Linked DNA regions of Homo sapiens: regions 1, 2 and 4 are each linked to region 3. The links are chromatin contacts, found by Hi-C in ENCODE. All regions are on one chromosome and are shown on one strand. Each heading gives the region's core, a stretch centred on a gene start or an enhancer-like site at or near the end of the contact. The rest is flanking DNA. Distances are from core to core; before and after follow the strand shown. Region 1 holds the start of DHX9-AS1 (DHX9 antisense RNA 1). Region 2 has its middle 31 kb from the start of ZNF648. Region 3 holds the start of FAM20B (FAM20B glycosaminoglycan xylosylkinase). Region 4 holds the start of SMG7-AS1 (SMG7 antisense RNA 1).

Region 1 (6,995 bases), core at 2,605-5,104, 3.8 Mb after region 3:
GTGTCACTCATTGCATTAAGAGTCATCAGTCCTTTAAACCAGCGGTCCCCAACCTATTTGGCACCAGGGACAGGTTTCGTGGAAGACAATTTTTCCACGGACCAGGGGCCTGGGAGGGATGGTGTCAGGATGAAACCGTTCCACCTCAGATCATCAGGCATTTTCTCATAAGGAGCACGCAACCTAGATCCCTTGCATCTGCAGTTCACAATAAGGTTCACACTCCTATAAGAATCTAATGCTGCTGCTGCTGTGACAGGAAGCGGAGCTCAGGCGGTAATGCTTGCTCGCCCTTCGCTCACTTCCTGCTGTGCAGCCCCATTCCTGACAGGCCATGGACCTGTACCGGTCTGCAGCCCAGGAGTTGGAGACCCCTTCGTTAAGAGATCAACCAACTCTTCAATATGTCAAGATTTATGTGGGTAATTATATCAGAGGAGAGAAGGCTCTGGTCTTGTCCTCTTATAAGGGCACTAATCCCACCATGGGGGCTCTACTGTCATGACCTCATCTAAACCCAGTTATATCCTAAAAGCGCCATCTCCAAATACCATCACATTGAGGATTAGGGCTTCAGCATAAAAATTTGGGGGAGATACAAATATTCAGTCCATATCAGCATATGGATGGTGGTTGGAATATAGAAGAATAAGACTCTCCAGGTAGAGGGTATATAGAGTGCTAAGAACAGAACCTGGGTGTGACTTGCAATTGGAGTGCACACAGAGGAAGAGAAGTTGAGTAGGAGTCTAGAGGGAGTGATCAGAAATATGAGGGCAGAACCATGCTCAAAGGAACTCCAAAGGGCTTAAATTTGAGCGACAGAGGTACTCAGAGAACATTTGCTTTTGGGAGTCTCATCCTGGAGAAGATATCTTTGTATCTCTTATTTCCCACCAAACTAAGTGAACTTTCATCAGTTATTTCTAGTCAAAAAGGTAAATGTGAAATATTAAGTAGTCCAGTTGAAGCAGACCTTTCATTATTTGATCATTGAGTGACCTATAGCCTCAGTTCCAAATTCTTAAGATAGGGACAAAGTTACCTGTTTTATAATAAAGCTTAAAAAAAAATTCCCTACCCTGCTCTGTCCCACTTGACCTCTGAAATCTCCTAGTTGGTCAGCTACCAGGAACAGGTAATGGTTGTGTTGAAATCGGCCCACTTTCCATACTTTTGGGACATGTTTTAAGGCTTCATTTGCAAATGTTAAGATCTTAGACAGTGCTAGTTGCCAAGAGCCACCTACAAAGGTAATGCCAGTCCTCGGACCCAAATCCCAGGGGACTCTAGGTCTCAGGTGCAGAGCCTAAATTAAGAACCAACTCAGTAACAAAATTCTCCTTAATCCTTGGAAGCTAAAGATCCAGCTTTGAAAAATGTATTTCCATGTAATATATTGATACTTTTGTTGTGCTCATTATATACTATAAAACACTTGCAATTCATTTATGCTAGTTGAGTCTCTTTATTTATTTACTTATTTTGAGATGGAGTCTCACTCTGTCACCCAGGCTGGAGTGCAGTGGGACGATCTGAGCTCGCTGCAACTTCTGCCCCTCCTCCCTCCAGGTTCAAGCAATTCTCCTGCCTCAGCCTCCCAAGTAGCTAGGATTACAGGCACACGCCACCTTGCCCGGCTAATTTTTGTATTTTTAGTACAGACAGGGTTTTGCCATGTTGGCCAGGCTGGTCTCAAATTCCTGACCTCAGGTGATCCACCTGCCTTGGCCTCCCAAAGTGCTGGGATTACAGGCATGAACCACCACACCTGGTCTTGTTGAGGATTCTTGCATCTATGTTCATCAGGGATACTGGCCTATAGATTTTTTTTCTTGTGTCCATATCTAGTTTTGGTATCAGGGTAATGCTGCCCTCACAGGATGAGTTTGAGAACTGGTATGAGTTCTTCTTTAACTGTTCAGTAGAATTCAGCAGTGAAGCCATCAGGGCCTGGACTTTTCTTTGATGGGAGACTCTATATTACTGATTTAATCTCATTACTCATAGTTGGTCTTTTCAGGTTTTCTATTTCTTCTTGGTCCAATTTTGGTAAGTTGTATCTGTTCAGGAATTTATCCATTTCCATTTGGTTTCCAATTTGTTGGCATATAGTTGTTCATAATAGTCTCTAATGATCCTTTGTATTTCTGTGGTATCGGTTTAATGTCTTCTAGGCCCCTGCTGCTTTCAACACCCTGAAGGGTACAAAAAAAAAAAAATTAAGGTCTTTCCTTCAATGATTTTATTCTTAATTAAGGAGAACAATCACATGAAGAAAATAATAAGTAAATGATAAACTATGTTGTTCTGATTTTAAGAATGACAGTTTTAAAGGGAGTGATCACTATCAGCTAGAAGGATTAAGAAAAACATAAGGAAAGAGGTGAAAAATAAAGATCCATAGATATAATGAGCCCAGATAATTGATTAGTCTGGATTCCCTGGAACAATCCCAGCTGGAAATGTTTTGTATCATTACCTTCATGGGACGCACTGGAGTTTCAAAATTTAACAGTGACTAGTATAATAATTAAGGACACAATTATTCCAAAGACTTGGAACACAAAATTACTCCAAAGACTTGGAACACAAAAGGTTATCCAATTTAAACAAAAGCAACCTTGCAGATTTTATTCCTACCTTAAAGTAGTTTGCTGAGCACTTACAGTAATGTTCCAGGCACGGCAAGGAGCGACCTGCGTTAGCCAGGCAGAATGCCCGCCTTCACTGAGCTTATTTCTTTCATGGTTTTTTTTTTTTTTTTTGAGACGGAGTCTCGCTCTCTCGCCCAGAAAATGGCGTGATCTCGGCCCACTGCAACCTCCGCCTCCGCCCCCGACCCCGGGGTTCAAGCGATTCTCCTGCCTCAGCCTCCCGAGTAGCTGGGATTGCAGGAGCCCGCCCAGCCACCCAAGCAGCTGGGATTGCAGGCGCCCGCCCCCATGCCCGGCTAATTTTTGTATTTTTTTTTTTTTTTTTAGTAGAAACGGGGTTTCACCACGCTGGCCAGGCTGGTCTCAAACTCCTGACCCCAAGTGATTCGCCCACCTCGGCCTCCCAAAGTGCTGGGATTACAGTCACCACGCCCGGCCAGTTTATTTCTTTCAAGAGACACTGGCGTTCAGACTATCTGAATCAATCCGGTAACTACGCCCACTGAACACCTACTACATGCCAGGTATTGAACTAAGCCGCCCTTCATATGCCATCTCATGTAATTATCTCAACAACCCTACCAAGTTAGCAGCAAGGTTTCCAGTTCTGCCTTCGAAGGGAACCTCCTCTCACCGGAGATCCCTATGACAGACCCTGCGAAATATTTTGCTGCATCAGAATGCTACAGGCCGTCAACTCCCTAACATGCGCAAAAGCGGGCAGCCGATTATCCAGGGTAGTGGATTATCCAGGAGAGTGGATTATCCAGAGTAGCAGGTCTGGCGCGATGCCCGCCCGGCTCAGCCCATCTCCCTAGCAACGAAACCCTTCCGCGCCGCGAGGTTGCTGAGCCCCGCCCCCTCCATTGGCGCGCCCTCGCCATCCCCCGCCCTGGCACGCGCTCTGCGCATGCGTACGCTCGCTGGCCCCGCCCCCTAGCGCCGCGGTCGGAGCCATTTCGCCGATTCCTCCATGCGAGTTGCTGTGCGTTTCTCTGTTGTCTCGGTAGAAGGCCAGAGTCACACACGGTCCTAAGAGCTGGGCACCAGGAAGCGAAGGCTGGTAAGGGAGAGACGTTCCGGCTACCATGCGGGGCGGCGGGGTCGCGGGCGGGCGCCGTGGACCATGGCTCCGCAGCCGGCTTTGTTGCGAAGCGCGGGCGGCGGCGGCGGCTGGGGGTGGGGGAAGGGACGAGCCGCCCGCGGGTCCCCGGATTGCGGGTTGCGTGCGCGCCTCGCCGCGATGCGCTTGCGCCGTCCGGGCAGCCTGTGGCCCCCTCCCCTCTCCTCCGCCCAGCGTTTCCCGCTGCTGCCTCTAGCAGGCAAAGCGCGCTTCCTCCTCTGGCCTGCGTACGCCGGGGCACCGCGGCGGCTGAGGGAAGGGGGTGCTTCGCCTGTGGTGGTTGCCGCCGGGGCGCCACTGGCCTAGGGCTCTTCATTCATTCAAGCCACGAATAACTGGCGCCGTCGTGCAGGCCTTGTGGGTAGAGGAAAAAAAATTGAAGAATGTAAAGGGAGAGCGCCTTTGGCTAGTATAGCGAGGTAAGGCGTCTCGAAGGAGGGAGGCTTTGAGCTGATAACCTCGGCCAACGCGAAGGAAAAGCAGAGCCTGCAGAAGCGGAAGGGATTAGTTATCGCTTAAGGGCAGAAACTGGGCGGGAGCTGAAAGCAGGCCATGTGACTGGAGTGTGGCGAGAAGGCCTTCAAAGGAGAATGGGTTTTAGGGTGGCAAGAGTGGAAACAAAAACCGTGTAGGACAATATTTCACTAGCCCGGGTGTGCAGTAGTGGTGGCAGGAGAGATGGGGAGAAACGAATGGATAGGGGACGTATTTTGAAGCAGAAATGCGTAGTGGTGGAAGGTAGTAGATCTGGAGTCAGGCTACGTTTTCTGGAATTCTTGCGCCTTTTTTTTTTTTTTTTTTTTTGCAAGAGTCTCGCTCTGTCGCCAGACTGGAGTGCAGTGGCGCGATGGCGGCTCACAGCAACGTCGGTCTCCCGGGTTCAAGTGATTCTCCTGCCTCAGCCTCCGGAGTAGCTGGGACTACAGGCGCGCGCCACCACGCCCAGCTAATTTTTGTATTTTTAGTAGAGACGGGGTTTCATCATGTTGGCCAGGATGGTCTCGATCTCTCGACCTCGTGATCCGCCTGCCTTGGCCTACCAAAGTGCTGGGATTACAGGCGTGAGCCTCCGCGCCCGCCCGAATTCTTGCTCTTATAATTAGGAGCTCTGTCTTCCTGAAGCAAGATATTCTTTGTCTCAGTTTCCCCTTCTCTAAAGGGATAGTGATCTTACCTGTACAAGGTTACTAAGGATTAAGTAAAATAGTTCCATTTAGATGATCTATTATGGATATTGTTTGACACACATTAAGGGTTCTACAAGGGATAGCTATGGAGAATCTTAAGGGAGTGGACGACTCTCAACTTGTGCCAGGAGTAACTTGGTGGATGTCGTACCGTTTATGGAAACCGAAATGTAGGGGTAGGGTGTTGGAACAGATTTGAGGGGAAATTTAAAATTCTGTTTTGACTGAGATGCCAAGTTAGCATGCAAATGGGTGAGTTAGTGCCACAGTTGGATGAACTTAATTTTGGACTTTAAAGAGAAACGACGGGCGGGCGCGGTGGCTGACGCCTGTAATCCAGCACTTCGGGAGGTTGAGGCGGGCCGATCAAGAGGTCAGGAGATCAAGACCATCCTGGCCAACACGGTGAAACCCCGTGTCTACTAAAAATACAAAAAATTAGCTGGGCGTGGTGGCGGGCGCCTGTTGTCCCAGCTACTCGGGAGGCTGAGGCAGGAGAATCGCTTGAACCTGGGAGGCGGAGGTTGCAGTGAGCCAAGATCTCGCCCCTGCACTCCAGCCTGAGCGACAGAACGAGACTCCGTCTCAAAAAAAAAAAGAGAGAAAAGACTAAAGTTTAAATATATGTATTTGGGCATCGATAGCATGTAGTTGGTATTGAACATTATGGGGTTGTAAGAGACTAGGGAGACAGGAGTTTGATAGTATAGTCCTTCGTATTTCATATTACTCATTCACCATGAGGGCTTGTTGTTTAATTATTCACGAGGTGGAATTTCCAGATAAACATTTTCAGCTTTCCACGGCTTTTTTGTTAATAGGACATTCCCTTCGCCAAATGGATGACCAGAGTTAGACTGTGGCCACTCAGACGTAACAAATTTATGCTAGGGGTGCAGTTTGATGACGTTAGACTTAGGTGCTAACAAAATGCATCAAACGTGAAACGTGAAGCAGACGGTTTAATGCTGGTAATGGGATTTCTTCTCACAGCAAACTAAATTCATAGCATATTTTATTTTCTCTGGTTATAAATGTGGTCTCATATCTTGCTTACAGTTTAGACTCAGCATTTAGACTGATAGGCTCCATATCTTGTGGTATTTTATAGACTTGTTGCACTTCAAGAAAACTTTAATATCCTCAAATTTTAATAAAAAGGCCTAAAGGAGAGATTTGGTATAGAACATTTAAGTTAATAGGTTACCGTCTTCAGTACTGAGTGCTTAATGTATTTGAACTTTATTATATTATTAATACATGGCCTACAACTTTGGGGACAATATGCTAGTGGTCATAATCAGAATGAGAATAAAACATTGAATTTATATGCAAATGATAACTTTCTTAATATATAGTAGTTTGGATTTGAATTTAGGCCTCCACGGTGGGTGACTTGGAAGTTACTTTTTTAAATCTTAGTTTCTTACTTCCTGAAAAGACAATGATAGTACCCACCATATCTGTGTGCCATTGTTGTGAGGATGAACTGAGTTAAATATATAAGGTGCCCGTTGTAGAATATAGGGCCTTATATAAAATACTTTGTAAGAAAAGATAAAAATCACTCTTAGTCCCCAAAGATAACCATTTTAGGGGGTATTTCTTTCCAGTCTTGATCATGTATATGTACTTTTCATGAAGTTCAAATCATACCGTTTTGTATCCTTTTTCTTACAACATATAAACGTTCCAATTATGTCGTTAAAATTTATGGGGAGTCTTAATAGCAACATGATAGAATATCCTATGTTTAACCCAGATTCAGTAATCTAGATAATTGGTTCCTCCCAGTTTTTGCTATTATAAATGCTGTTTTTAACTGACTTTTGTTTTCTTAGATCTGAAGAAGACACTTGAATCATGGGTGACGTTAAAAATTTTCTGTATGCCTGGTGTGGCAAAAGGAAGATGACCCCATCCTATGAAATTAGAGCAGTGGGGAACAAAAACAGGCAGAAATTCATGTGTGAGGTACTGAAGAATACAGTTTGCATTTATGTGATTTATGAGGTTCATTTTGGGGTT
Region 2 (6,382 bases), core at 775-3,274, 3.0 Mb after region 3:
TGAGTCAATCTTTGATTCTATTTTACTGTGATAACATGATGTAGGATCAAATATTGACTCATATCAGAAAAGTGATTCCTTATCTTCTAGTCTTTTTAATATTCTGTGAATAGTATATATTTTTGTTAGAAAAATTACTGTACGCTACTATAGACTTCATAAACACTGTACACTTAGGTTTCACTATATTTATGAAAAAATATTTTTCTTTCATCAGTAACCTTAGCTTACCATAATGTTTTTACTTTATAAACTTGAAAAAAATGACTCTTTTATAATAAGTTTAAAACATAAATACATTGTACAGATACACAAAACTTTTTTTTCTTTATATCCTTATTCTATAAGCTTTTTATATCTTAACTTTTTAATTTTTAAACTTTTTTGTTAAAAACAGACACAAACACACACATTAGCCTAGGCTTACAGAGAGTCAGGATCATCAGTGTCACTGTCTTCCACCTCCACATCTTGTCCCATTGGAAGGTCTTCAGGGGCAATAACACACCCGGAGCTGTCATCTCCTATGATGACAATGCTCTTATGGAATACCTCCTGAAAGGCCTGCCTGAGGCTGACAGTTAACTTTTCTTATAAGTAGAAGGAATGCACTCTAAAATAATGATAAAAAGTATAATACAGTAAATATATGAACCAGTAACAGTCGTTTATTATCATTTTGAAGTATTATGTATTGCACATAATCATGTGTGCTACCTTTTTATATGACTGGCAGCATGGTAGGTTTGTTTACACCAGCATCACAACAAACATGTGAGTAATACATTGCGGTACAGTGTTACAATGGCTTTGTCGCTAGGTGATAAGAATTTTTCAGCTCCATTATAATCTTATGGGACTAATGTCATATATGTAGTCCATCGATGATCAAAATGTCATTATGGGGCACATGACTATAAATGTACCTCTTGAGGACTGGCCTTTCTGACAGCTTTTTTTTTTAGTTTTGAGGATCAAACCCTTGGGGCCATTGATTCATTGGATCATTCAGCAAATGATCAAATGGGTAATTTGCGGTACAATCTAAGCAAAGGAAAACCTGAAGATGTCCATTTCTTCAAGGAAGCTCTAATCTGGAACAGCAATAAATTCTCTACGCAAAAGAGAAACACTCAAGGCAGTAAGGTAACAGCTCTGAAAGTGCTAAAAATATGGAGGGGAGCGAGCGATAACTTGTATGGTCACCATTGACCTTGCTGATGCAGAAATAAATCATCTTTACTCTTCATTCTCTTGAATTCTCACCTACCCTGCCACCTCATCCAAAATTTGTTAATTCTATGTGCAAAACATCTTTCAAATCCACCCCTCTCTCTTCATCCTCACTGCCCCCATCCTAGTCCACATCAATGCCAGTCTTCTGATTTTCCTGTCCCTAGTCTGATCTTCTCCCAATGCACTCTGCAGAGTGACCTTTATGAAATGTAGATCTGATTATGCCACGTTCCCACTTTAAAAGCCTCTAGAGGTGTGAACCTCTAGAGTCTTCTAGAATCTGACTTCCATTCTCTGTCCAGCTTTATTTCTTGCTGGACTACTCTATGCTCCAGCCATATTGGTCAAAAATTGTTTTAGTTTCTGGAACCTATGGTGATCCTCTCACCGAGGCCTGCTATTTTCTCTTACTGGAACTCTGTCCCCTCCCCTGGGCACCCTCCCGCCTCTGGCCTAGCGAATTCCTTCCATCTTCCGGTCTCAGTTCCTCCAAGAAACCTTCTCACCTAACCCGTCCGGTCAGGGTACTTTCCTTACCTAACACCCACTCCCTCGTTTACTTCTCTTTGGCTGGACTGAAGTTGGGCAGGGCAGGGGCTAGTCTGCCTTCTTCTGGGCCCAACCCTCCCGGCCGGCACCACAGGCATTACAGGTACTCTGTGCACTCAGGCTGCGCAGACCCGCAGCTTCCTATCCTGTAGCTCACTTTCCTCTGAGGCGGGCTGGAGGCGGAGCTTGTCCGCTGGGGGTGGGGCTCAAAGCTGGGGCGGGGATACGGAGCAAAACTTAAGAGGAAGATGAGAAGCCTGGTTGGCCAGGAGGCTTATCTGTCAGGACAGGGGGCGGGGCCTGGGGGGCCGTACCTTTGCTTACCGCGAGTGGGCGGGGCAGGTTTTACCGCCGCGGCCCATCAGCGAAGATCGCTGAGCGGCGCCCGCCTTGCGGGCCTCCAGGACCCGGCCGCCGCCATCCGGTGGGAAGCCGGGTGGCCTGCGGGTGAGGGGGGCGAGGCGGACGGAGGGCACCACACCCCCCGGGGGGCGGGGCGGGCGGAGAGCACCCTACATCCGGGAGCCGGGGCGGCGCCTGGAGAGCGGAGCAGGCAGCGCTTTCTGCCCGCTGAGTGGGTCAGGCGCCGCCCCCTTGTGGTCTCGGCCTGCGGGCAGCCCTTTGGAGCGCGCGGGAACCGGACGCCCGCCCGAGGAGAGAGGATCCAGGAGACCACTCCGGGCGGGATCCGCGGAGCCTGGGGCCGGGCGGTTGGCCCACATTATAAGAGGGCCTGCGTTGCTTCTACCTCAAAGGCTTTAGGGTGTTTGTTAATTCCCCGCCCCCCAACCTGATGATGCTCCAGGTATTTACAGGCAGGTGCCCCATAGGCTGTTTACTGGGAAGCAGAATTGGTGGACTCCGTTCGGGGATATGAGGAAAGATCCATAAGCAGAGAGAATAAAGCCTTTGCACTTACATTTTACTTCTCTTATCCCTCACCTCTACCACCTTTCCCCTTGACCCCCAATGGGCTGCAGGTCACATCATCTTGTCCTTGATATATTCAGAAAATAGAAGCCCCTCAAACAACTTAGAAGCAGTCCCCGCATGTCACCAAATAATAGACCACAGCTGGCATGTGAATGCTACCAGTTAGAGATGTGTAGTAGTTTGTAATTTCCTCATGAATAGTTCAAACTAGAGATTTCTAAATTATTACTAAATTTTAGTATTAATCTAAATATTGTTAATAGATTTTTGTATTATTACTAAATGCATAATCTTTGGAGCAGAAGTTGTGGGAAAAGAAGATTTGGACAAATACCTGACAAGTTACCCGGTATTTTACTTTCTTTGAAGCAATTAAAGAGGTCTGTGTCTTGTCTTGAATAATTAATTTACTTAGGTTGCTGTTTAAAATGCTTTTAAATTTTCAAAACACATCTGTGAGGAGAGGTCTCCACATCTTCAGTTGAAAACTGGAAGAAGCAAAAGGAATAGAGTGTTTATCTTTGAAAAAAGCACACCTAACTAAAATAATAATAAAAAATATGCAGGTGGATAGAAACTCAACAGCTTTCTTCATAGGGTTTGAAACCATAACTGAAGGAAAGGCTATCTGCCATCTCCACTTTGTCTGCTTCTTCAGTCATCTCTCATTATTCAACTTACCTTCTAGTCAGGTCAAATTACAGTTTCTCCAGACTCATATTGCTTTCATATATCTCTTTGTCTTTGTACATAATACTCCTTTACCTTCCTAATGCTTATTTTACCTTCGAAATTCAGCCAATGTATCAACTCTCCTAGAAAGTTCCATTATCTTTCCTCCAAGTACAGGTCTTTCCACTGTACTACCATCGAGTTCTGGGATGCTTCTCCTTGGTGGCATTTTTTATACCGTGATATAATTCTCTCTTTACTTATTCCTGTATCAAGTTGTTAGGGCAATGCCTTTATCTCAATATTCTGTAAATGTAGCATGGACGGATTGATGATGGACAGACAGGTGGGCGAGGGAATAGCTACAAGGATGGACATATACGTGGGAGAAAAGGGACGGACAAATGTATAAATAGATGTTTTAAGGTTGGGTAGGTGAGTGGATGGAACTAAAGCTTGGAGAGTAAATCTTGATGAAGACTTGTTGGGAAACAAGAAGATCTTGATATGATGAACTCAAGGAGGTTGATGGAAAGGGGTGGGGGATAGTTGAGGATCGGTCATTGAAACCATTATTTCTTTTGGAAAAATATTGAGAAAACATGTACTAAAGTTAATAAATGCTACTTTGTGAGGAAAAGATGATATTAGTTTGATATTCTTAGTATTTAAAGTGTAAAGGACTAACATTTCCCTCTCCTATTTAGTCTCCATTTCTTTCTTAATCTCTAGTGTAAGCATTATTTAAAAGTTATTTGTTATAGTAAATATCTGGACATTCTCATCAGTGTGGTTATTCTTAAAAGTTGTCGGCAGGGTGCTATGGCTCACGCTTGTAATCCCAGCACTTTGGGAGGCCGAGGCAGGTGGATCACGAGGTCAGGAGATCGAGACCATCCTGGCCAACATGGTGAAACCCCGTCTCTACTAAAAATACAAAAATTAGCTGGGCGTGGTGGCGTGCGCCTGTAGTCCCAGCTACTCAAGAGGCTGAGGCAGGAGAATCGCTTGAACCCAGGAGGCGGAGGTTGCAGTGAGCCGAGATCGCGCCACTGCACTCCAGCCTAGGTGACAGAATGAAACTCCGTCTCAAAAAAAAAAAAAAAAAAAAAGTTGTCTAAAGTATTTTATTGTTGTTGCCTAAACTAATTGACTTCTGTGCTTTTGGTCCTTGAAAACACTGTTTTAATAGTTACACTTTTTTCTGTAATAATACTTTACATGTGTTAAAAGAAAAACTTTAGACAAATTAAATTTACCAGTTTATTTGAGCAAAGAATGACTCAGGAATCATGCATCACTGAGAACCAAAAGTTCAGAGTGCTGCACAGTGTGAGCAATGGACTTTTATAGGCCCAACACAGAAGCAGAGGAGAGGAATCACCTGATTGGTTGGGCATGGTGGCTGATGCCTGTAATCCCAGCAACTCGATAGACTTACTAGGGAGGATTGCTTGAGCCCAGGAGTTTGAGGCTGCAGTGAGCTGTGATCACACCACTGCACTCCAGCCTGGGCAACAAAGCAACCCTCCTGCCCCCACCCTGACCCCATCTGCTGTACTTGTCAGTAAGCTTGCTTTGGGTTTATGAGATCCAATAAATATGGATTCATATCAAACTGTTTGTCTCACCTTATTCATCAGTTGACACCTATCAAAGGCATATCCCGGGCACTGTTCTGAACATGTGAGGACAAGAGATTCAAAATGCTAAAGGCTCACAATATCACAGCAAGATGCTATTGGGAATTAGAGAGACCAGCATGTTGCTAACAAGAAAACCTGCGTATGTGATTGCAGAATTCTACAGGTGGTCTTAAAGAAGTTTTCTCATGGGCCATATTCATATTCTGTGCTTTATTCAGCTTCATATTTTTTCTCTAGCAAGGTATCATCAAGAGTTTGCAGGAGGACATTGTTACTCTTGCTGAAATTCTGTCAGCAGGACTAAGGTTACATATTATCATGCCCCTTCTGCTTCCAATAACAAATGACCTTAAAAATAGCATGGCCTGAGATCTATGCCAAGAAAATATCCACATTATATTTGTAATTCACACTGTTCTGAAGTTGAATTTGTGATTATTATATTGAGACTATATTAAAATACTTCCCTAGTTGTATTTATTATGCTCATGAGATTTGGTGATTTATTATTAAACCTCTTAGAGTTAATTATGTTTATTGCCCCAGTCTTTTCTGAAGGAAACTTGGGAATTGTCTTTCTTATCCCTAATTAGGAAATTACAAAATGCTCTTCTGAGCACATGGGAATTGTTTTCCCTTGCTCCATGAGACTGACCCACCAGGTTTATTAAACAAAAACCTCTTTGATAACAGATCAAAATTTTAACTTTACTATTAAAATATATAAAGATATTCTATTAAATAGCAGATCAGCTTCACCCCTTCTAGTTCCTCATTTTACATTTTTGAGGGAAGAAGGGTTTTTTCCCTCTGGTTGAAAACATACTTTTTAAAAAAATAACAAAATTGCCAAGTTATAAATGTTGTATTAGTTTGCTAGGGCTGTAATAATAAAGTACTATAAGCTGGATGACTTAATAAAAATTTCACCTCTCAGTTCTGGAGGCTAGAAGTCTGATATCAAGGTGTCTTAAAAGTTGGTTCCTTTTAAGGGCTGTGAGGGGGAGTCTGTTCCAGGCCTCTCCCCCTTGGCTTTGTTAATGGCCATCTTCTCCCTATGTCTCTCCACGTTGTTATCCTTCTATTCATGTCTTTCTCTGTGCCCAAATTTATGCAATGGACTGAAAGTGTCCACCCTAAAATGCATATGTTGAAATCCTAATCCCGGTGGGATAATATTTGAAGGTGGGGCCTGTGGGAGGTGATCAGGTCATAAGGGTGGAGCCTCATGATTGAAATTAGTGCCTTTTATAAGAAGAGGTCCAAGAACTGCTAGCTCTCCTTCTGCCGTGTCATGATCCAATTAGAAGTCAGCAGCAGTCTGCAACCTGGAAGAGGACCTTCAC
Region 3 (6,256 bases), core at 273-2,772:
AAAGGAGAATCCTTTTGGATAAAGTGTCTTAAAGGAACTGTTGATTTACCCTTTTGCTTTATGGTCTCCTGATGTAGTGAGCAAGGTTCAGGGAGATTAGCTAACTGCAGGCAGACTGATCTTCCTGTGCAGAGAAATAAGGTAGATTCTCATTATCTTCCAGCTCATTTTCCCAAGAATTATGTATTCTCCGGCCAGAAAACGACCTCCAAACCTCCAAACCTTTTCAACTACACGCAGCAAAAAGCTAATACAATGCCTTCTGCATTTGACTGTACGTCTCCTGCAGTGATTAATGCTGCCTCCCTAACTACATTGTCCGGAGCAAGTGTCAAGCCCAATTATTTCTCTAGGATCTCCTGATAGTAAATGCTCAGCAAATATACAGACGAATAACACCTAATCATACACAATAATCTTAGAGTACTTTCCCCATACATTTCCTAACTTAATCCTTACAACAACCCTGTGAAGTTATTAACTCCCATTTTCCAGTTAAGGAAACTGATGCTCAGCAAAGTTAACTGGCACATCCAGTATCATACAGCCAGTAAGAAAGAATTCTGTTCAGTACGCCTTACTGATTAAATGAACTATGTGGCCTGAAGAAAAAGTGTCAGCTCAGTCTTTCCCCATCACGCATCTTATTCCATGGAGTAACCTGCATTATATTTCAGGGTCAGGCACACTAAGTTTGCGCTTTAGTATATGGTGAATAAATGGATGGACACAGTGGCGGCTCTGTATAAGTCAGCTGAAAGCAAACAAAGGGAAGGCAGAATCTTTCATTCACACGATTTATCCGCGCCCACTGGGTGCACTACGGTCGGGCATTGGCGACCCAGGAGCGACTGACCTGCCCTCATGGGGCTTACGGTCCTTAGCAAAAAACAGATGTAAAACAACTAATATTACAGTAAATGAATCATAATTTTGTGAGATGCTCCTGAAAGTATGTAGCAGGACGCTCCGCTCTGGTCCGAATGAAGAGCCATTTGCACTCAGTGTGGAAAGGCTAGCCTTTTTCTGGGCAAAAGAAGCGGGGGATACATTTAGATAGGCAGAAGTTCCGAGCAGAAGTCAAGGCAAATTAAAAAGGCAACAGGAGGAGGGAAAATGCTTCTCACAAACAGAACTCGACCTAGGGGACCGCAACTCTCCAGTCCTGCTGCTTGGCTGCCTACCTACCTAAGAAAAGCAGGAAAGAAAAAGAGAAGACGGGGTGGGGGATGGAGGACAAATACAGAAAAAGAAAAAAGAGCGAAGGAAGTGAGAAGTGAGAGGCCAGTTTATGTAAGCGGGCAGGGCGGCGCGGCCGGCAGGAGACCGGCGCCGGCGCCGAGGGAGTTAAGCGGACGGGCCCGGTATGGAAGAGGTTAAGGGGGGCAGTCCGGAGCGGGTCCGGTAGGGGCCGCCTACTGGGCGGGGGCGGGGCCGCGCCGAGCGAGCGCTGGGATTGGCCGTCGGGCAGGCGCTACGCTAGGACGGTACCAACAGCCGGGGGCCTCGGAGGCGGGGGGGTGGGTGTGGGACTGCCGCTCTGCGCGGCGAGAGGTGGCCTGGGAATGGCCGGGCCGGGGGTGGGCCGGAGCCGCTGTGGCGGCGGCGGCGGCTGGGGGCGGTGAGCGCGGCGTGGGGCTGCCCCTCCCCGGAGGCGGCGGGGGCGGCCGGGGCCGCGCCGCACCGCACCGCGCGGGCGGCCATGGAGCGAGCCTAGGGCCCGACAGGTGAGTGGCGCGGGGGCGGGGGAGGGCGCGCGACCCCCGCCCCCGGCGCGGCGGGCGGGAAAATGCGGACCGGCACGCGGGCGGGGCACGGTACGTAGCGCGCGCCGGGCTGGGGCCGCCTGGGGGCGGGGCGCCTCCCTGAGGGGCCGGGCACCGGGTGCCCTGAGCCGTCCCCGAGTGGCTGCGGGCGGGTCCCGGGCGAGGGCCCGAGGCTTCCTGGGAGACCCGCTCGGGCCGCGTGTCCCTGTGTGCGGTCGCGGCTGAAGGGACGCGGCCTCGGCCGCCACGTCCCTGGCCCACCTGAGGCGCGGGCCCACCTGGGGCCGCCTCAGGCTGCCAGAGGTCCTTCTAGTGACCGTCTCTCGTCCCCTTGCGCGGTCCCCAGAGGCGATTGGCCCCGGTGCCTCTCTTGTGTTCCCCGGAGCGCCCGTTGAGGCAGCCCAGGGAGCGCGCCCTCGCGGGGTCTTTGCTGGGCCCGCCTCGTGGCCGGGAAGCGCGAGTGACCTGCAGGCCGGAGGCGGAAGGCGGGGCAACCGTGCCCGGGGCCCGCGGTCTCCTGGGGTCCTGCGCCGGGCGCTCGCAGAAGGGCACAACTTAACGAATGCTGTGTTAGCCCTCAGTGGGCTGCGCTTGAGATTTCATTTCCGGGTGTGACGGCCCCGCGATTAAGAGCGGACCGATACGTTTCCCTTAATGATGAATGTGAATAGTTGTCGAGCTGCGTCCTTGATTGTGGGTTCTGATAAGAGATTCATTCTAATCTGACTTCTGTTAACCTGCCAGTCTCCGGATAAGAAGAGAAGGGGTAGAAGGATGGATTGGAGGGAAAGTAGGGGTAACAGGGCTTGGTTAGTCTTAATGGAATTATTAGTCCTTTTAAAGACCATACCATCATTGGGATGGATAAGGAGTTTCTAATTTGGGAAAATGAGAGTTGCTTGCTATTGCGACTTGGGTCTAGTGCCAGATATCAGCATCTTCCCCACCCAGCCAGCTTCCCTCTGGAGGTTTGATTTCTCACTTGGAAGGGAAGTAGGAATGTGGGGTTTTTTTTAGCCTTTAGCCTTTAAACTGTAGGACTTTATAAATCTATAATCTGGTACAAATTACTATTGCCATTTATTAGCCACGCCTATGTTTTTTGCGTTGTAAATTCTTGCAAAAATTTCACTGGCGTTGATTTCTAAAAATCTGGTTAGAGATCTCAGTGTTCTTATGTATTACAAACATTCCTTGAGTTTATGCAGGATCTTTGAGCTAAGCTTAGAGCACTTCCTCAAATATGATTCGTTATCACGACTGTCTGAGAAACTGAGGTACAAATGGTAAAGATGCTAAATTATTTGCCCAGACTCATAGCCAATCTCAGGGAGATTTAAAATCAATGTATTCTATTAATAACTTTTCTAAAGTTTGCAAAGATGTTGGACTTTGGCCTCTCGAACCGTACAATGGAATCAGTCAGCAGGAGTCCCTTTCCCATTTGAAATTACTTATCAAAGGAGAATACAAAGGCACACACAAGTATAATTCAGACTCTCAGCCTCACTCATGATAAAGTGCAGTGATAAATATGGATACAGGTAAAAGATGATCAAGACATCTTGGAGTTCACAGCGTTTCTTTTCTGTGTGGTGAAAATGTGACATTGGTATGCTCTATTCGTTTCTCTAGAACTGGTAGGACAGTAGCTATGTTTTGGTGAATGAATGGAAACTAGAAAACACATACACTGCTTTTCTTTTTGGTTCTTAAGATTAGAGAAAAAACACATCACTGCTTCTATCATCTTTATTTTTATAATCTTTTATATCATGGAAGTATTTTATGTTAAATTGATAATTCCTTGACTTTTAGTTCATTCCCTTGATTTCCATTTGTAGATTCCAGCCCTTTCACACAGCCTTAAAGTTTCTGCTTCTTATCTCTTCTGAATTTTAAATTCCTAAATGAAACTTTCTGTTCCTTCAGTTTTAGGGCAGACTTCAGCTTCCCACACTTTGTGTGTCTATCATTTCATTGGTGTAAAACCCTAAAATCATTTCATTAGTGTAAAACCCTAAAGCCAGATACTTCAGCTGTTGAATTGATAACTTTTTAAAATAGCTAACCACAGAGGTTGTCTTTTGGTGATTGCCACAATCTCATAACAGAAGCAGGAGGGCGTTCTTTGTATTCTGTAAGAATACATAAAAAGACAGTTGGTCGGGCGCGGTGGCTTATGCCTGTAATCCCAGCACTTTGGGAGGCCGAGGCAGGCGGATCACGAGGTCAAGAGATTGAGACCATCCTGGCCAACATGGTGAAACCCCGTCTCTACTAAAAATACAAAAATTAGCTGTGCATGGTGGTGCACGCCTGTAGTCCCAGCTACTCAGGAGGCTGAGGCAGGAGAATCGCTTGAACCCAGGAGGCAGAGGTTGCAGTGAGCTGAGATTGCACCACTGCACTCCAGACTGCTGACAGTGAGACTCCGTCTCAAAAAACAAACAAACAAACAACAACAACAACAGAAGGAGACTGTCTTCTGAATCTGACTCTTAGTCCTTCTGGGACTAAGTGCCAGGTGGTTTTGTGGATTGGGATGGGGAACACAGTTACAATGAGGCCCTACAGTTTGTTGTAATTGTTACAGTAATCTGTGTATCTGTGTATTTTTCTCTCTGCACCTGACAGTGCCTGTATGTAGAAGGTGCACAATAAATATTCGTCAGTTGAATGAATAAATGGAAAACAGTATGAGGGAAGGGGAAATATTCTAATGTATATACTAAATTATTTAGTTCCTCTTTTTGTCAAAAGAAAAAAAAAGCGTAGAAAATGTGTTTCGGATTACTGTTCAAAATATTCTGTAGAGGTGTGTTATTTGCTTCTGTGATTATATGGTGTTCTAAACCACCTGGAGCCTGGCAGTAGCCTGTGCAGGTTCCAGTCAAGTGCAGCTTCACAACCTTGCTCCTACAGTCTGTTCTGGCTAGGCTAATTGGGCAGTTGGATTGATAGCCAGTGTTTTTGCATTAATAGAAGAACTTAGAGCTCTTGGCAATGGCCATGTCAATAGCATTGACCTGACTGCCCTTGTCCCTTATTTTGACGGTGGAAGAGGGGAGTTATCCCTTTTTAAGAGTACTTCTCCAGCAGTTCCTTCTTCTACACCTACATATATCTTCCTGTTTTCCTTCAGCTGTCTCTGTAACCCCAAGTACTAATGAATTCTTTAACATAGGCCTGGGCTGCAGAACAGAAGCTTACTTTGCTATTGAAACCAGCTTCTGACTAACTTACAATGTCAGCATGACTGCTCGAGCTGCCTAGAAGAGAAAATAATGCAAAGATCTCACTTCTGATTTGGTCTTTCTTACCAAAAACAAAAGAAGAAATGCCTAGCTTGGGATGTAAAGAATCTACATGACAGATGGGTGCGTCTGTCATCCCAGTGTGAGATAAGAGAAAAATGTAAGCTGATGCAGAAGAGACCTTGAGCTTTGGTGTGTGTTTAAGGTCTGTACTTTCTGGCAAGATAACCCCTTTAGAGAAGAGGGTGCTAACTTGGGCACGTTATAAAGGCAGGTCAAGGAATATGAAATTATGAATGTGTAAAGAGGACAGAACCAAGTACAGAGGGAGGCAGTGAAGTCTATCATTCCATGCTCTCAAATGTTAACTTTCTGCTTTATATACATAGCAATGCCTCATTTACCTAATGTTGGGGAGTAAGGTATTATATGTGAAAATTTTATTTTAGCTATACCTTTTGTGGAAAAATTTTTACAATATATGCTTTGGTTATTATTACTAGCATACTGGCAGTAGTTGAGTGAGGCTATGAGATGATCGAAAAATGTAGTTTGTTGTCCACTGTGCTTTTTGAATTATTGAATCTACTTGAGTCGATTCAGTAGTCAGTCTTTGTCTTCTTTCAGTGGTGGAAAGCTGCTCTTTTGCTGCTGTTAGTATCCTTGCTGCCCTCTTTTAAATTTGCAGCTTCTTATCTGTGGAGTAGGAGCTTCCTGACATTGAATGTAAAACAGCTAAATTGGCTTAGTTATGTTCTACCTGCTCTTCTCCAAGTTTTAGGGTATGAACTTTGTAACCACTTATTTTTGTTGCCCAGGGACGTTTTTGTTTGTTTGTTTCTTATCGTTGGTGTAGATAGTGAACGTGTGCTCTGTATAGGTGCATTTATGTTCCTGTAGTTTTCTGTAAAAAAAAAAACAAAATAATATGGAAGTACTTACTCGTGTGGGTTCTTGTTTCAGAAAGCACTGCCAATAATACTTGAAGATCTGATTTCAGCCCTGTCTTGTATCATCCTTGGGCAGTGTGTTAGACAACCTCCTTTCTTCCTTTTAGCATTTCCAAATTGTCTTTACTCTTAATCCCAGCCGATACTAGGAACCAGGTTGGCAATAGCAGTGGCCTTGAAAGGTGGAAGCAGGATATACAGAAGGTGGCAACTTTAAATTGAGTGTATATAATTGGTATACATATTCGCTATTTCTGCATCTTTTATATACTGTATACTTGAA
Region 4 (6,596 bases), core at 637-3,136, 4.4 Mb after region 3:
TTAAATTAAAAAAAAAAAAGAAAAATATCTAACCAATAAATTTTCGGAAAGAAATGTAGGCTATTTGAGGTAATAGGTAGTAGGAGTGTCTATCCTTGGGCGCTCATGGTAGAAAGAAAAGCAGAACCCCACCGCGGAAATGAGAATAATCCCTCACTAGGTGGCTCTCTTTGCCGTGAGTGGGCGGCGCGTCGGGGCGGGGCGGGTGATTGGGGGCATTGTACTGCCGCAAGCGCTGCGTGTCACGCCGCACCATACCAGGCGCTGGCAGCATGAGGGGCATAGTCCACTTTCTATTTCGTTAATGACAATCTGTCCTTGGAATTTATTTCAAAGCAGGTTGTACTTTCGTTTCCGCTAAACTTATACCTGATGTTTCAACTGAACATTGGTATAGTCTTATTGGTGCAGGTCTCAGAGAAGGATCTTGAAAGTGCCTCTTCACCTGGCGTAGAAAAAGACAGCAGGAATCAGGTAGCCAAACCAGACCAAACCAAATCAAAATAGCCCATTAAAATCCTTATTTTAACTATCCTATGAGGGCTGCATTCTTGGAAGGTTTTATATAGTTACATATCCTAAAGTACTTTGGGATAGCTCCTTAAGTGACTCCACAATACGAACCGAAAATATAACTTGTAAAACGTCAATTTCTTCAAGTCATGGATGATGAATTTTCCAGCTATTTCTCATACACTTCATATTATTATTGACTTCGTTCTTTATTTCAGCTTTTTGGCCCGAAACCTGACACAAAACACACATAATAAATATCCAAAAAGATTTGTTCTAAGAATGAAACTTCTTTTCCTAGACTCCTTTCACCAGACAGATGTATCTAGGGTTCGTTCTTCTTGATCCTCTTTTATCCGATGTTTTCCTCTCTAACTCAACGACACAGAATGACGACTTTTAAAACACTGCAGACCCGTGAGAAGAGAAAGGTTGCAGAGCAGGGAGGAACTTGGAGGTCTGCCTTTAATAATCAAGCAGGATCCCCACTGCGGGGTGCCTATCAGAGTGATGGCGCTAGTCAGCCTTCCGGCTTGTCCCCGGCTTAAATGATAGAAAACCACGTGTTAGCCTTCTAGGATGTGTTCCCACCCTCACCCTGGCCTCCTCGCGGCAGGCTCGCGACAGCTAGGTCAGGAGGGAGTACGCGGGTGGGGTGGATTTGGGGGAGGGGTCGACTCGCCAGAAGTCGGCTATCCCCGTCGGCAGGGAAGGCATCGCGGCTGTCGTGTGCCGCTCTCCTCCCTCAGGGACCCCGTCCAGGCGGGATCCCGCCTCCCAGAGCCCAAGGCAGTTGTGGGGAAACCCCTTGCCCTTCCTCGCCGCTTGGCGCTGTCGCCTCGCCCTCCCGACTCCAGCCCGCCGCCCGCCAGCCTCCAGGCCATGCATCCTCTTCGCAGGCCCAGCCCTCTCCACGCCCGGCTCTGAGAGGAAACTACGGAGGTGGTTCCCGCTCGCAGGCGGGTGGAAAAGCCCATGGTGAATGCCTCGGGGTGTCCCCCCAGTTGCTGTGGGAAGTGGGAAGGGAGGAGGAAGTGGACTTCACCACCGGGGAGAACTATATCGATTCCTAACTTGGGGGAGGCCTTTAGATGGAAGGGAAGCCAACGGGGAACCCTGGGTGGTTTCCTGGGAATCCATTGGCCAAGGGGAGGGTGACCCTGTCCGCACACATCGGTTACTATGACAATATAACCACAGCCTCCAGTTGCCATGGCAGCTGCCTATCCAATCCGATTGTCTTCTCTTCCTCTCCGGGCCCCACCTTATCCCCTCCAAGAGTCTCCCAGCGTGCATGGGGAGGGGCTGCAGCGAAGAGGAGAGGGGGTCCTTCGAGTCACTCTCTACGCGCGAGGGAAGACAGGCGTTGAGGGACTGCTGGGAGGAACTGTAGGAGGAAGGGGCGGCGTTTCCGGTGGGGAAGAGTGGAGGCGTGCAAAAAGGAAGAGGGAAATCGGCAGGAGTGATAAGAAGGGGGAAGACTTTGAGTGTAACTCCCGTTCTTTTGGCCTGGGTGTTCCCGGTGGTGGGATTGGGATTGCCCCCTTGCGCGGGAGGAGAAGGGTGGATTGGCAGGAAGCCGCCAAGCGCCACCAGCCGGTCTCTCAGAAGCCGCACAGGCGCCACACAGCTCGTTGATCCCAAAAGGGAGCGCTACAGAGAGGCGGAAATCACTGAGGGACAGGCGCTGCTGAAATCTCGCGAGAGGGACCCCCTCCCTCGCCCGGTCGCCGACTTCCTCTGCTTCTCCTCTTTCCCCCGCCCCTCCTCCCTCCCCCTCCCCCCCGGGTCGGAGTGTCCCTGCGCCCCACGGGCCAGAGCAGCAGCGAGAGCAGCTTTCCCCACTCCCTCCCCCTCGCCTCATTCACCCCCACCCCCCTGCCGAGCGAGGAGGAGCCGGAGGAGAGGAAGATGGCGGCGGCCGCCAGCACCCGCGGTGCCGCGGGGCCGCTCCGAGGAGCCTGAGAGACCCACGGAGGCTTCGCGGGAAGACGCGGCGGCGGCGGCGGAGGATGAGCCTGCAGAGCGCGCAGTACCTCCGGTGAGTGCCGAGGCCGGGCTGGTACGTAGGGGGAGCGGGCCGCAGGTTGGGGCATGGAGCAACAGACACCGAGGTAAGTCCGGGGTGGCGGGGGAGTTGCTGCGTCCTCTCCTCGCCGGGCAGGTCGGCGGAGACTGCAAGGGGATCTGCGGGAGGGGGCGGAACGGGTATGGGTGCCTAGCCCCTACCGCCCGGGCTGAGCTCTGGCGAAGCCGGCTCGTCCCGGTGCGAGGAGGGAGGTTGGGGAAGCGTGAGAATGTGCGCGCGCGCCCTTGGTCTCGGGTTTGCTAGCGAGGGGTGGAGAGAAACGTCCGGGGAGGCGGCGGCGACCCCGAGTGGAGGTGGGTGTGGAGGAGTCTGATCCCCGTGGCAGGGGACTCGTGGTGTGGCGTGGGATTGGTTGGAGCGATGCATGAGTAGAGGACGGGGAGGAAGTCTGCACACCTGGGGTGTTGGGGCGGGGGAACCGCGGAGGGCAGACAGGGGGAGAGGGAGACCGCAGGAAACTGGAGCTTGTTCTTCATTCTCGGGTTGGGAGTATTGAGGAATAATGTCATCTGTAGTTAGTTGGCGGTGTGGGGAGGCGTGAAGGGGAATAGATGGGGAAGTGAGGAAAGAGGGAGGCACTGTGGACAAGGTTGGGTTTTTCAGAAGAAACTGGGTTAGAATCAGTGTAGTCGGAAGATACCATTCTGAGAGTCGTGTGTATTCATTAAGAGTGGTGTAAGGAACTTGTATGTCAGAGGTAGAGTGACACATGGGAATAGTGTGTGTGTGTGCGAGATGTGTGTCTGGGGTGGGGGGCGCGGCGATTGATGCACATTTCAGGATGAAGATGTAGATAGGTTGAACTTAGTACCTGATGGCGAGAACATATTGAATGGAAGGACACCAGCTTTTGTGTCAGCTGAAAGGTTCCATGGAAGCTGAGTAAGAGCTTGGAGGCAGAGGTAAAGTGGGTCAAAAATCTTGATAGAGAAAAGTAAGGTTGTTAGATCCTGAAATTAACTGGGGAGTGACTACTGCTTAGAAAAGGGGAAGACTTTAAAATTGGTCCTTTTTGTCTTTCAGGAGCAGAACTAAGAAAGGGAGGCCTTATGGAAAGATGTTTTTTAAAAAATTGTTTCATACCTTGCGGAGGAGGGAGTTGGATGAGGTGGAAGTCTGAAATGAGTGGAAAAGTCACTTTAGCTGTTTAGTGACATGAAAGTATTGACGTGTGTGGATCCCTATATGTATATTGCAAGAGGTGTGTAGTTACCTGATACATAGGGTGGCCATTATAATTTTTAAAGTAGTAAAGTTTTATTAAGCATAATAGGGAGAGAAGAGAATGATGAGATATTTGAACAATGCTTGAATGCTTGATTTTAACACAACATATATGCCCAGTGACCACAGGACAGTTGGAATGATGTCTGTAATTTGAGGTCCTTTTTTTCATCTTAGATATCCCTTTGTTGTTTAATATTTCAAATAAATATAGCTATGACAAAGATCTGTTGTAGGTGCTATAGAGAGATGGAAACCATCAGGGTGCTGATTAGTCTTAAGGAATTTGCAGTTGAGTATCTGTTAGGCAAGTAAATTAAACAGCACAGAGTGTAAGTACCATGAAAGATACCAAACGTTGCCGGGCACGGGGGCTCACGCCTGTAATCCCAGCACTTTGGGAGGCCTAGGCGGGAGGATCACCTGAGGTCAGGAGTTCAAGACCAGCCTGGCCAGCATGGTGAAACCACGTCTCTACTAAAAATACAAAAAATTAGCTGGGCATGGTGGTGGGCGCCTGTAATGCCGGCTACTCGGGAGGCTGAGGCAGGAGAATCGCTTGAACCCGGGAGGCAGAGGTTGCAGTGAGCCGAGATGGCGTCATTGCACTCCAGCCTGGGCAACAAGAGTGAAACTTCGTCTCAATAAATAAGTAAATACATAAATAAAAATAAAAGATACGAAGTGTTTTGAGTCCAAAGGCAGGAGATCACCTGAGCAATGGGAGGAAATCAGGAAAGACTTTGTTTATTTGCTCATTCATGTACTCATGATTCATTAGTTGTTTTGTTGATCACCTGTATGGGAGGCATTGTACCAACATCTGAGAATAGAAAAAGAACAACTCCACCCTCCTTTTACAGAGCTTACACTTTGTTAGACTTCAAGAAAATGGCACTTAGGATATTGTTCATCCTTAATGTTCATTTTGACAGATGTGGATTGAGAAGCGGGGAATTCCAAATGGAAGGAAACTGAGCAGAGTTATGTAGGTAGGGAAGCTGGGGGGAAGGGAGGTATTCAGTCCAGTTAGACAACAAGGTAGTGTGATATAGCTGAGAAAACTTAAGAGTTGTAGAGATTATCAAGTTTGACCCTTTCCTTTTACACATGAGGAATGTAAGCCCAAAGAAGGTAAAATTGTTGAGGCTCATATAGCTGGTATGTGGAAACTAACTGAAATGTAGGTCTTCTAACTTCAAGTCAGCTGTAGTACACTGCATGTCAGTATTCATCTGTTCTTTCCACAAATATAAGTTGAGAACATAATATATTCTAGTGTTGAGGGTACACTGGTGAATAAAAGGGTGAACATGGGAGGATATATTATAGTAGAAGGGCACAGTCAGTAAACATAGCAGTTAAATATATATCAGGTGGTCACAAGCACTAGGAAGAGGAATAAAGTAAGACAGGGATGTACTGTTTTATCTGGACAAAGTGGTCGGGGAAATCCTATTTGATAAGGTGACCATATTTAAGAGGATCCTGAATATCATGTTCCATAATTTATAGTTAAAATGGGTAGACAATGGAGAATCTGAGATGATTTGCTAGAATTAATATGTTCACAGCTATGTGTTAGGAAAATGACTCTGTGTAATGTAGTGGTGGATAACAGAGAAAAGTAAGGTTGTTAGAGCCTGACATTAATTGGGGAGTGACTACTGCTTAGAAAAGGGGAAGACTTCAAAATTGGTCCTTTTTGTAAGGTTCTTTTCCTTACAAAAGATTCCCTTTGGGACTTTGGTCCTGAATAAGGTACTGGCAGTGGATCTAGAAAGTTATGAAAAACAAATTGGCAGAGTGGTGGTACTTTTAATGGGGAAGATCAGTGGACTTTGAGAGGCTTCTTGTTAATGTGCCTTATATTTTATAGCTTGACATGGTAGGGAAGACTTCCTTAGATGTGGAATCAATGATAGTTTGAGATGAACTTAGTTCTTTGAAGAAGGGAGAAAAAAAATGAATACAATGATATTTTTCAGCTAAAATTGAGCAGGCAAAATGGGGGAGGCATAGGTCCTGGGGTCCCTTAAAGATTCCTGGAGCCAGTCTTGTCTCAATCTTAGGCATTTGTCCTAAGTAAATTAAAACAAGTGTTAGAAGTCTGAGACCTAGGTGGTGGTTGTGGGAATCATAAAGGCTTGTGCCAGTCTGAATTTCCCTCCTCCTCTTTTAGATAATCATTCCATTTAAAGTCTGCAGTGGGGACACTAGAGAATGTCTTTAGGGAAGCATTATGTTCACGTTCTTTGAAAATAGAACTGTTGGTTTTTATAGACACTTCAGGGAGGATGCCGAGTATTGCTGAATGGATGTGGTTGGGGGGTGTAGCAATTGTTTTCGTGACCTTGACTTGAAGAATTTTCTTGCCTACCTTTGTCAGTGGTGGAAGATCATGACTGGGCAATTTTTAATCTCTATAGCTACAGATCCTGCCTCATGTAGATGAAAATTAGTTTTGTCTTGGCTGAATTTTAATTTGTTAGAGTAAATGAGCTGGGATGTCTGGCATTGAAATGGTGGGGTGGTGGGAAACCAAGGAGCAAGATGGCTGTTTCAGAAGGGTCAGAAATGAAGATAGGAGGCAAGAAGTCCCAGTAAGACCAATAAAGAGAGAATTCAACATCAAGGGAACTGAATTAGTCTCAAGTTATAAAAATAGAGCAGAGATGAAAGGAAGAAAACCTATCTTCTATGTGGGAAAGATGATGATATTCTGGGCAGGAAAGGATAATGAAATTTTTTGTTTGTTGAAAGGTAAGTA

What was found. Hi-C counts contacts between places; a loop is a spot of excess contacts on that map. Pooled maps may share reads with other maps.
Region 1: a loop to region 3 is called in a map of CD8-positive, alpha-beta T cell, with 14 times the contacts of the local background. The contact joins the promoter of DHX9-AS1 here to the promoter of FAM20B in region 3. A Hi-C loop is called at or near these places in 3 of 168 maps with a recorded cell type or tissue (CD4-positive, alpha-beta memory T cell and CD8-positive, alpha-beta T cell) and 8 of 50 pooled maps.
Region 2: a map of CD8-positive, alpha-beta T cell shows a loop between it and region 3 (23-fold over the local background). The contact joins the enhancer-like site here to the promoter of FAM20B in region 3. A Hi-C loop is called at or near these places in 4 of 168 maps with a recorded cell type or tissue (CD4-positive, alpha-beta memory T cell, CD8-positive, alpha-beta T cell and naive thymus-derived CD4-positive, alpha-beta T cell) and 7 of 50 pooled maps.
Region 4: a map of GM12878 shows a loop between it and region 3 (27-fold over the local background). The contact joins the promoter of SMG7-AS1 here to the promoter of FAM20B in region 3. A Hi-C loop is called at or near these places in 5 of 168 maps with a recorded cell type or tissue (CD4-positive, alpha-beta memory T cell, GM12878, OCI-LY7 and 2 more), 1 of 37 single-sample maps with no recorded cell type and 12 of 50 pooled maps.

Annotation. Positions count from the first base shown.
Region 1 is chr1:182,835,737-182,842,731 of GRCh38, forward strand. It overlaps DHX9-AS1 (DHX9 antisense RNA 1), which reads right to left and starts at 3,855. Exons shown (of 2, transcript NR_148933.1): 1 at 3,576-3,855; 2 at 1-2,198. It overlaps DHX9 (DExH-box helicase 9), which reads left to right and starts at 3,611. Exons shown (of 28, transcript NM_001357.5): 1 at 3,611-3,720; 2 at 6,809-6,941. The coding sequence starts at 6,831. RefSeq lists an enhancer at 3,236-4,077 and a silencer at 3,501-3,930.
Region 2 is chr1:182,027,712-182,034,093 of GRCh38, forward strand. No RefSeq gene overlaps it. Among named protein-coding and RNA genes, the nearest start is that of ZNF648, 31 kb to the right of the region's middle. RefSeq lists a silencer at 2,017-2,406. Within about 2 kb of position 2,025, at least 30 of the 41 ENCODE cell types and tissues checked have a DNase peak (open chromatin) inside an H3K27ac peak, as active enhancers do; they include CD8-positive, alpha-beta T cell, where a contact is called at or near this core.
Region 3 is chr1:179,024,372-179,030,627 of GRCh38, forward strand. It overlaps FAM20B (FAM20B glycosaminoglycan xylosylkinase), which reads left to right and starts at 1,523. Exons shown (of 8, transcript NM_014864.4): 1 at 1,523-1,727. RefSeq lists silencers at 1,340-1,529, 1,570-2,309, 5,003-5,297 and an enhancer at 4,359-5,234.
Region 4 is chr1:183,470,096-183,476,691 of GRCh38, forward strand. SMG7-AS1 (SMG7 antisense RNA 1) reads right to left here and starts at 1,887. Exons shown (of 5, transcript NR_040063.1): 1 at 625-1,887; 2 at 370-445. It overlaps SMG7 (SMG7 nonsense mediated mRNA decay factor), which reads left to right and starts at 2,404. Exons shown (of 23, transcript NM_001375584.1): 1 at 2,404-2,554. The coding sequence starts at 2,526. RefSeq lists silencers at 80-269, 2,242-2,391 and an enhancer at 1,455-2,086.